2 separate regions of the Homo sapiens genome follow, and region 1 is linked to region 2. The links are chromatin contacts, found by POLR2A ChIA-PET in ENCODE. All regions are on one chromosome and are shown on one strand. Each heading gives the region's core, a stretch centred on a gene start or an enhancer-like site at or near the end of the contact. The rest is flanking DNA. Distances are from core to core; before and after follow the strand shown. Region 1 holds the start of TMED6 (transmembrane p24 trafficking protein 6). Region 2 overlaps TANGO6 (transport and golgi organization 6 homolog).

What was found. ChIA-PET counts read pairs that join two places held with the same protein, here RNA polymerase II (POLR2A).
Region 1: POLR2A ChIA-PET joins it to region 2 with 14 read pairs in WTC11. The contact joins the promoter of TMED6 here to the enhancer-like site in region 2. POLR2A ChIA-PET finds 5 or more read pairs at or near these places in 3 of 52 experiments (CD4-positive, alpha-beta T cell and WTC11).

Annotation. Positions count from the first base shown.
Region 1 is chr16:69,350,211-69,355,602 of GRCh38, reverse strand. It overlaps TMED6 (transmembrane p24 trafficking protein 6), which reads left to right and starts at 3,817. Exons shown (of 4, transcript NM_144676.4): 1 at 3,817-4,062. The coding sequence starts at 3,850. It overlaps TERF2 (telomeric repeat binding factor 2), which reads left to right. Exons shown (of 10, transcript NM_005652.5): 10 at 1-36.
Region 2 is chr16:69,068,235-69,073,487 of GRCh38, reverse strand. All of the region lies in intron 17 of TANGO6 (transport and golgi organization 6 homolog), which reads right to left. Among named protein-coding and RNA genes, the nearest start is that of HAS3, 35 kb to the left of the region's middle. RefSeq lists enhancers at 1-392, 393-1,110, 1,111-1,830. Within about 2 kb of position 1,432, at least 8 of the 41 ENCODE cell types and tissues checked have a DNase peak (open chromatin) inside an H3K27ac peak, as active enhancers do.

The sequences.
Region 1 (5,392 bases), core at 2,568-5,067, 280 kb before region 2:
TTGTAGCATTCTTCATTAAAGTCTTGCTTCTCTCAACTGTAAGTAGCTGTTTAATTGCAGCACAGCATGTATCCACAGAGGGAGGTAGCAAAATGTTAAACTTTGCTGAACTATTTTGATCAAGAAGCTGATGTCAGACTTTATTGAATGTTTTAATCCTTGGAAGCTATGTCAAACAGATGATATGGAAGTTTCCTCTTAACCTTTCAGTTTCCTCATATATCATTTCTGGGGACAAAAGAATTCCCCCTTTCTCACTTCTGAGTGAGTGAAAGGCAAGGCTTAAAGAAATGCTAAAGTTTTAAAATTCATCCATTAGGCCAGGCATGGTGGCTAATGCCTGTAATCCCAGCACTCTGGGAGGCCGAGGCAGGAGGATCACTTGAGGTCAGGAGTTCGAGACCAGCGCGGCCAACATAGTAAAACCCTATGTACTAAAAATACAAAAATTAGCTGGGCGTGGTGGCGGGTGCCTGTAATCCCAGCTATTCAGGAGGCTGAGGCACAAGAATCGCTTGAACTCGGGAGATGGAGGTTGCAACGAGCCAAGATCATGCCACTGCACTCCAGCCTGGGCAACAAAGCGAGACTCTATCTCAAAACAAAACAAAACTGGCTGGGAGCCATGGCTCACCCCTGTAATCCCAGCACTTTGCGAGGCCAAGAAGGGTAGGATCACCTGAGGTCAGGAGTTCAAGACCAGCCTGGCCAACATGGTGAAACCCCATCTCTACTAAAAATACAAAAACTTAGCCAGCCATGGTGGCAGGCGCCTGTAATCCCGACCTCTCGGGAGGCTGAGGCAGGAGAATTGCTTGAACTTGGGAGGCGGAGGTTGTGATGAGCGGAGATGGTGCCATTGCACTCCAGCCTGGGCAAAAAGAGCAAAACTCCTTCTCAAAAAAAAAAAAAAAAAGTTTAAAATTAAAAATTTTGAAAAATACAAAATTAGCCAGGCATGGTGGCAGGCGCCTGTAGTCCCAGCTACTCGGAAGGCTGAGGCAGGAGAATCGCTTGAACCGGGGAGGTGGCGGTTGCAATAAACCGAGATCGCACCACTGCACTCCAGCCTGGGTGATAGAGTGAGACTCCATCTCAAAAAAAAAAAAAATTCATCCATTAGTTACAAGTTGGAAACTTCATACAGCTTTATTACCTATTAACTGCATTTTGGGGTTTAGTACCTATTGTTCTTCTATCAACCAACCCCAACTGAAACCACAGGGAGAAGTTGAGAACTTGAGCTCCTTTCAGGCTAGCCGCCTTCTGCCTGCAGCTGGTTTGGTCTCCCTCTGAACCGGATTAGAATCCAGAAGCTTTTCTCCCCTTAACTCTCATGTGAGTCAATGGTGCTCTCCAGGTAGAGGAGTGAAACTGATGCATTTAGGGAAACAAAATATCCTAATCAGTGTTTCTTTTTATTTATTTATTTATTTATTTATTTATTTATTTATTTATTTATGAAATGGAGTCTCACTCTGTCACCCAGGCTGGAGTGCAGTGGTGCTATCTCAGCTCACTGCAAGCTCTGCCTCTGGGTTCACACCATTCTCCTGCCTCAGCCTCCTGAGTAGCTGGGACTACAGGCACCCGCCACCACACCTGGCTAATTTTTTGTATTTTTCGTAGAGATGGGGTTTCACCGTGTTAGCCAGGATGGTCTCGATCTCCTGACCTCGTGATCCGCCCACCTCAGCCTCCCAAAGTGCTGGGATTACAGGCGTGAGCCACCACACCCGGCATCAGTGTTTCTTAAACTTGAGAATGCCTATGTTCATTAATATTTTTTCACATAATTCAGTGTTGTTTTTATTATAGTTATTGAAATGTGTGCAAAGATAAAACTATGCTTACAGCTTCTGTAGAACTATAAAACTTACTATGAACTGACGATTGTTTCGCCGAAACCAAGTCACTGCTTATGGCATGACCAGTGCTAGGACTGCGACGGTGGTGGGACTCGGGTGGGGGATGCCTGTGCCACGTGTGCTGATAGAAGTTCCCAGACTCTTCTGTCACTTGAGCAAGACTGCCATAGAGCCACTGTGCTCCCAGAGTGCTGTGCTGTCATTTGGCCTTTGCTAGAACTGAACCCCATGTATAGAGTCTGTTTTCTGCCTACTTAGCTTGTGACACTTTGAGTCAATGCAAATAATTGCTGGAAGGTGTTAATGCTGTTTTGTTTTTTGTTTTTTAAGATTATGACTAAGGCTAGGCACGGTGGCTCACACCTGTAATCCTAGCACTTCAGGAGGCCAAAGCATGGGGATCACTTGAGCCCAGGAGTTTGAGACCAGCCTAGGCAACATGGCAAAACCTCATCTCTACAAACAATACAAAAATCAGCCAGGTGTGGTGGTGCACTCCTGTGGGTCCAGCTACTTGGGAGGCTGAGGTGGGAGGATCGTTTGAGCCCAAGGGGGTGAGGCTGCAGTGAGCTATGTTTGTGCCACTGCACTCCAGCCTGGAAGACAGAGTGATACCATCTCAAGGAAGCAAAAAAAAAAAAAAAAAAAAAAGATTAGGACTGAAAAATGGTTAGGCAGTGTCAGAACTCAGAGACTGACAGCTTGAGAATGAGAAACACTGTCCTGCCTGGTGGTTAAGAGCATGAGCCCCCACCGGGGACCCAGCTCTGCCAGGTGTGCTTGTGGGAGCGTGAGCCACCACTGGAATCTCTGAATGTCTGTGTCCTCATCTCTAATGCCAGAGCTCACAATACCTCCCTTGCAGGGCTATTGTGAGAATAAAATAAGATGCAGGTAAATCTTAGCTCAGTGCCTGCCATGAAGGAGGTGGGTGTTGAAATCATGAATAAAAGAATAAAGATTAAGGATGTGAATAATATAATTGTCTTTAAGTGGGTTCTGGATAGTTTTTTCCCCCATGGGTGCTGAAGAAGTCCTGAATAAAAGAAAGATCAAGGCTGGGCGTGGTGGCTCATGCCTGTAATCCCAGCATTCTGGGAGGCCGAGGCGGGTGGATTACTTGAGGTCAGGAGTTCGAGACCAGCCTGGCCAACATAGTAAAACCCTGTCTCTACTAAAAATTCAAAAATTAGCCGGGCATGGTGGCAGGCACCTGTAATTCCAGCTACTCAGGAGGCTGAGGCAGGAGAATCGCTTGAACCGGGGAGGTGGAGGTTGCAGCGAGCAGAGATCGTGCCACTGCACTCCAGCCTGGGTGACAAAGCTACGCTCCATCTCAGAAAAAAAAAAAAAAAAAAAAAAAAAGATTGAGGCTTTGGATAATATAATTGTCTTTCAGTGGGTTTGGATAGCTTTAGGTGACCGTTAGGTGAAAGGCATCAGGACGAGGACTGTCAGTGGAGGGGTCTAAGCACCATCCTCTGGCACTGTATTCATCCATTTACATCTTTGCACACACATGCTGTGATTTGCTCTGAGCTGCAGCATTGGGGAGAGAGAAGTGTTGCCCCATGTGTTTATAGGAGCAATTTGATGTAAGAGAACAATCCCCCCAGCCAACTTTTTGTCAGTGTATTCAGAAGTTGTAAACTTACCCACTATTATATCCCCAAGAAGCAGGAACTAAAAAATGACAGCCCTAATGAAGGGTGGAAAGACCTCTTCTGAGGTGGTAGATTCTATGTAGCACCCATGAAGTAGGTTTGGTAAGCCACTGAGTTTTTGAGGTGAAAGCAAAATTTCCTCCTGCGAGCCAAACATGGGAGTATCATGGCAGTTCTATGATGAATATCTATGTGTGGCCCTGAAATGGGCCGTAATGTGACTTGTGGAGTTAATCATTAGCCCAGCGGTTGTCTGAACGACTTGATTTCCCTGGGCTGCGAGCAGTTCACCTGCAGAGGAGGCTCCAGAAAGCGGCATGTCCCCTTTGCTCTTTGGGGCTGGGCTGGTCGTTCTGAATCTAGTGACGTCTGCCAGGAGCCAGAAGACAGAACCTCTAAGTGGCTCTGGGGACCAGCCACTCTTCCGTGGAGCTGATCGATATGACTTTGCCATCATGATACCTCCAGGAGGCACGGAATGCTTTTGGCAATTTGCCCACCAGACTGGATACTTCTATTTCAGTTACGAGGTATGTGGGTGACTGGCCATACTGGGGGGCTTTTTTTTTTCTCCTTTACTCATAAAGTGGGTCAGGTTTTAGGCCAAAACAAGGTCTGGTTGTCTTTATTATGCTGTGATTCCCCACCTGTTAATGAAATGGACCTGCAGTTAGAGGGAAACTCCAGCTGGGTGAATAATCACCAACAGGAGCTAAAACATATGGTTTGGCTTCTTACATCAGGGGCCATGCTCAAAGCCATGGGGCAGACGGGGTGCCTCTCCCTGAAGAGGTAATCATTACATGTACTCGGATTTGGGGATGAGAGGGGAGAGAATACATTTTTAATATATTAAAACAAAATTGGATAATGGTGCTTTGGAGACTGATCCAGAGATTTCAAAGAAGGCTGCTTCAGCTTATGGGGTGGGGGAGTAAAGGTTCTGCTGCCTTTAGGAGCAATTCTGGCAAGTCAGAGATTCACTAGGTCAAGTTTTTTGTATTCGGCCAGTTAATCCTATTTTTTTTTTTTAGGACGGTAAGTGTTTTCAAGTTACTTATTCAAAGGTCAAGTACTTTTACCCATACTATGGTCTTATATCATGCTGTCCAAGGATGGTGAACTCAGTATGAAAGTTAGAGGCTGTTCATTTCCTTTGTTCTTTATCTTAGAAATCGGTTAACTTTCTAATTTTTGTTTACATAGTAATAGACTTTGTTGATCTTACTCCACTGTAACAACATTTATTTTAAATAAACTTATCAGAGACTTTTCTTACCTCTGAATTTCTATTAGAACAGCAGCCACTACTAAGCTCACTGTGGCCTGGCCTAATCAAGATCTAGCTTGGGAGCAAGTGTCCATGGAGTGCTTGTTGTAGGTGTGCACTGCCAAGCAGCAAATGCCCAAATCTGGGACATCATTGGGGAGCTCAACCACCAAGCAAGTTCATTCAAGAACTCTACAGCCAGGCCGGGTGCGGTGGCTCACATCTGTCATCCCAGCACTTTGGGAGGCTGAGGCAGGCGGATCACCTGAGGTCAGGAGTTCGAGACCACCTTGGCCAATATGGTGAAAACGCATCTCTACTAAAAATACAAAAATTAGCCGGGCTTGGTGGCATGTGCCTGTAATCCCAGCTACTTGGGTGGCTGAGGCAGGAGAATCGCTTGAACCTGGGAGGTGGAGGTTGCAGTGAGCCAAGATCACTGCACTCCAGCCTGGGTGACAGAGCAAGACTCCGTCTCAAAAAAAATAAAAAATTCTACAGCCAGAATCGTACTTTTTTTTTTTTTTTTTTGACAGAGTGTTGCTCTGTCGCTCAGGCTGGAGTGCAGTGGCATGATCTCGAGTCACTGC
Region 2 (5,253 bases), core at 183-2,682:
AGATGAATAAGGCACGAACCCTCCCAGGTGGCAGCTACAGCCCTGTGGGGAGGCAGTACACACACCCCACATGGAGTGATCTCCGTTCTAAGAGAGAAACGCAGGCAATTCTCTGGAAGCAAAGGAAGTCATTTCCGCCTTTGGAGGTGGGTGGAGGAAGAGGAACCTGTACCTGCTCTGTGAAAGTGCCTTCACTCTGACATTTATTCCCAGCCAGTGGGTGGCACCAAGGAAATGGCTTGGGGGAACTTTAGTAAGTTCCAGCTCCCAGGCCATCACAAAAAGAAGGCAGTTTCCAAGCAAAACCAGCATGCTTGCTATGCAGGTACAGCCTAAAGACAAATCTCCCAACACTCTCTCCAATGGATTATAGCCCAAAGCATCTCTATATATAGAAATTCTAGAGCTTCCACTTTTTTTTTTTTTTTAAAGAAGGTCTCACTCTGTCACCCAGGCTGCTCTCCTGGCTTCCTGTGCCCCATCCTCCAGTGTTTGTTACAAGGTCATCTTTTTTTTTTTTTTCCTTTTAGAGGAATCTTTCACTTAGAAATATCTTTGAGATTTTTTTGCTAGAGCCTCCTAACATTCAAAGTAAAGTCAGCTTTTACTTGTTAAAAAGGGATACTCACAGGTATTCTGCTCTTTCTCCGTGTGGGTAGGAATTTCCCCCTGGGCACTTCTGTGTCCTTAAAATAACAATACTGCCTGTGCAAAACCCACTCCACACTTGAGGGGTGCTGAGCTCCCTGTTATCAGTTACCGGATCTCTGTTTTTAGTAACTGAGTGTTAAGCAAAGCCTCCTGCTTAATTAATGGGTCTATCTTAGCAACCCATCCTGGTATAGAGCTTCTTCCCAATCCCTGTGACTCTAGGGATCCCACACATCATAGGACTTCCTCTGGACTCCCCAAGGATCAAAGCTTCCTGCCAGCCAGGGATTGTCACCAAATCCCATGGATCAGGGGCTGAATACAAGGAGAGTTCAAAGGTAAAGTTACAGGAGCCTCTGTCGGGGGCAGGATATAGGCAATCCCACAGCGGAAACCTCTCATTATGAGTTCAGCACACCTGCTGTTCATCCCCCAACTGTATCAGGCCCAAGGACTCCAGGGCAAGGTGGAGTGGGTATGGCTGTGAGTAGGCTGGGTGCGTCTCATTCACAGGAAAGCTAGTTTAGCTGCTTGCAGTCAGTGGTTGAAACAAACACTTTCACCATCTGAGAAGCTTAGGCCAAGGATATCTTAAAGAAGTACCCAGACTCCTGGTCTGAAAACTCTTTGGAAGGGAGTGGCGTTCAGATTCTTTATCAAAAGAATTTAGAGAGCGCATGTGACACACACACACACACACACACACACACACACGGTCTCCCTCTCTCTTCACACATACACACACACACACACGGTCTCCCTCTCTCTACACACACACACACACACACACACACACACACACACACACACGGTCTCCCTCTCTCTTCACCCTCCCTCTTTCCAGGCGCCAGTTGGCCTGAAACACACAAAGCTGAAGCTTCAGGGACAAGGGCAGTCTTTAGGGTTAGACGTGGCTCAGAAAGGACCAGAAGAGGCTTGGCAAACTGAAAAGGGAAGGTGTGAGTAAAAGACTGCCTTGGGCACACAGGTGCACATTCAATGGAAAAGCAGGAAGACAGTGTTTGACTCTTTCAATGAGCTTGACCTGGAACATTTGCGGAGTGGTTGTATCTTTAAGATCAAAAGAAGAAATAAATGGCAAATATCTTTCTTCTCTTTACTTCCTAAATTGATTTGTTTGATTATAAAAACCATATTACCACAATCCAGAATATATGAAAATAGAGGAAGAAAAAAGGCTCTAGTTAGACTACCTCTCTAACACAAGCTCCATGAGTAAAGACGGTAATGAGTAGATTCATTTACACTTAAAAATTATTTTAATATTTTAAAGGTCATTTACATTTCAAGGTGTTTTTTACTACTGGAACTTGGTGAATGAAATGGCTATTCTGTTCTTATTGTGTGAGATCAACAAAACACAACATGAATGGTCAAAAATAAGACATTTACAGAAAAAGGACTCTGGACACGGTGATCTAGCAGAGGTTTTTCCATCTATAACTTCTTAATAGGAAAATGAGTTGCTAAATATAAAAGGACAAAAACGTTAAATGCTAGCATACACTCATTGTGTCAGAGGCGTTAAAACCAGAGTGACTGCATTTTGAGTGAGGGCTGGAAAATGAGGCTGAGACTTGCTGGGCTGCATTTCCAGAAGTTAGGCATTCCTAACTTCTAGGTGTTTATGGTTAAGGGAATAGATTGATAATGTTTACCAAACAGACTCAGACTTGGAAGTGTCCAGATATCCCAGTATCTGGGAACAAAGGCATTCCTAAATTTTGCTTTAACAAAGGCATTCCTAATTTTATGGTGGCTCACACCTGTAATCACACTTTGGGAGGCCAGAGGTGGGTGGATCACCTGAGGTCAGGAGTTTGAGGCCAGCCTGGCCAACATGGTGAAACCCCGTCTCTACTAAGAGTACAAAAATTAGCTGGGCATGGTGGTGGGTACCTGTAATCCCAGTTACTTGGGAGGCTGAGGCAGGAGGATTGCCTGAATCTGGGAGACAGAGGTTGCAGTGAGCCAAGACCACCCCATTACATTCCAGCATGGGCAACCAGAGCGAAATTCCGTCTCAGAAAATAATAATAATAATAATAATAATAATAATAATAATAATATTGATTCTTGCAAACTATAGCAATTAAGAAAATTAATCATTTATCACAAACCCTTGTAGCAGAGCACATCTCCCCAAGATCTTTTGTGTGTGTTTTTTTGTTTTTTTTTTTTTTGAGATGGAGTCTCCCTCTGTCACCCGGGCTGGAGTGTAGTGGTGTGATCTTGGCTCACTGCAACCTCTGCCTCCCAGGTTCAAGTGATTCTCCTGCCTCAGCCTCTCAAGTAGCTGGGATTACAGACAAGCACTTCCATGCCTGGCTAATTTTTGTATTTTTATTAGGGACGGGGTTTCACCATGTTGGCCAGGCTGGTCTTAAACTTCTGACCTCAGGTGATCCCCCCGCTTCGGCCTCCCAAAGTGCTGGGATTACAGGCGTGAGCCACTGCGCCTGGCCCCAAGATCTTTTTCTATCCTATATATATAAGCATTGTACCTAGGGTGGACGTGTTCCTCCTCTTACTTTCAGGAATGCCCTACTCTGTCTATGGAGTAGCTATTCTTTCACTACTTTCTTTTCTTTTCTTTTTCTTTTTTTTTGAGAAGGAGTCTCGCTCTATCGCCGAGGCTGGAGTGCAGTGGCACGATCTCGGCTCACTGCAACCTCCGCTTCCTGGGTTCAAGTGATTCTCCTGCCTCAGCCTCCTGAGTAGCTGGGATTACAGGCACATGCCACACCTAGCTTTTTTTTTTTTTTTTTTTTAGTACAGACAGGGTTTTGCAATGTTGGTCAGGCTGGTCTTGAACTCCTGACCTCATGTGATCTGCCCGCCTCGGCCTCCCAAAGTGCTGGGATTACAGGCATGAGCCACCGTGCCTGGCCCACTACTTTATTTTCTTAATAAACTTGCTTTTACTTTGCAATGTGGACTCGCCCTGAATTCTTTCTTGCGCGAGATCCAAGATCCCTTTCTTGGGGTCTGGAATGGAGACCCCTTTCCTTGTAACAGTTGTATTTAGAAATTCAATATTCTATAGAAACAAGAGATGAAGCAAACAAAGATCAAAAAGAAAGAAGGCTACATTCCACACAATCCTATCAACCACCAATTGTGACTCCCTTTGTGGTTGAGAAATAAATAAGAGGCACAAAGACAAAAACAGAGGAATAACACGCAAGTTATACACCGAAATAATAAGACAGGTGAAGACAGGGGAAAGAGGTGAACTGGAGCTGGTGGCTGGAGATTGTCCTGGCAGAAAAAAAGATTCTCTAGATTGAGGTCCAGAAGAGAAGACTCCAGAATCCGACTAGTTCTGTTTAAAAACATGTTGGAATAAGCATTAGGTGTGGTATGAATCTGTCAGAAAGCAACAGTCCAACTTCTAAGCACCTTCATCTTGCCCAAGATGTGATTTTGTGGCTAAGAGATGTGAGAGGGAACAGATGAGACTATTACGGGGCAGAGAGTCAAGAATTGTCAGTAGAGAACAACTCAGCAAAATTTCCCACATTGTGTGCAGGAGACTAGGCTAAGTATTCTGCTGAATGGCTCCCACACCCAGGAGCTCACACCCTGTTGGGGAGGCAGACACACAGAATTAAGCCTAATGGTCAGGAGGCAGGCAAACTGAGTGAAGTGGACCCTAGAGCTCCCAATTATTAGCTAGGGAATCTTGAACAAACTACTTCACTTCTAGGAACCCCAGTGATCTCGTCTATAAAATGGGAATAAGTTTGCCTCCTGAAGGTTGCAATAAGAATTAATGTATCTAAAGATCCAAAAACATGGCTGGGTACGGTGGCTCATGCCTGTAATCCCAGCACTGTGGCAGGCTGAGGCGGGTGGATCACCTGAGGTCAGGAGTTCGAGACCAGCCTGGCCAACATGGCAAAACCCCTTCTCTACTAAAAATAGGAAAAAAATTACCTGGGCGTGGTGGCGGGCACCTGTAATCCCAGCTACACGGGAGGCTGAGGCAGAAGAATTGCTTGAATCTGGGAGGCGGAGGTTGCAGTGAGCCAAGATGGCGTCACCGCACTCCAGCCTGGGCGACAAGAGCGAGACTCCATCTCAAAACAACAACAAAAACAAAGATCCAAGCACAAGGAATTGCAAATGGTGGGTGCTAAAGAAGTGATGGTTTGTCAGTGAAGACTGTGACCTCTGTGAGGGCCAGGACTATGTCCATCCTGTAACTCTTACATCACTGAGGCCTGGAAGAGAGCCTAACATGCAGTAAATCTTTGAAGAATGAATGAATGGCAACGGTAGCTAATCCTTACATAGTACTTGGTATATGCCAGGTATGATTCCAGGCATTTTGTCTACATTAACTCAATCCCCACAACACAATTATCATTTCCAATTTGCCCAGGTTCACACAGCTAGTAATGGGTAGATCCAGGATTCAAACCCTGGTAGCCTGACTCCAGAGTAGTGTTCTTTATTAATCACTATACTGTACCGTCTCTCAAAGCGGTTTTTATTATGACTATTACTATTATTGAGACAGAGTCTCTCTGTACCCAGGCTGGGGTACAGTGGCACGATCATAGCTCACTGCATGCA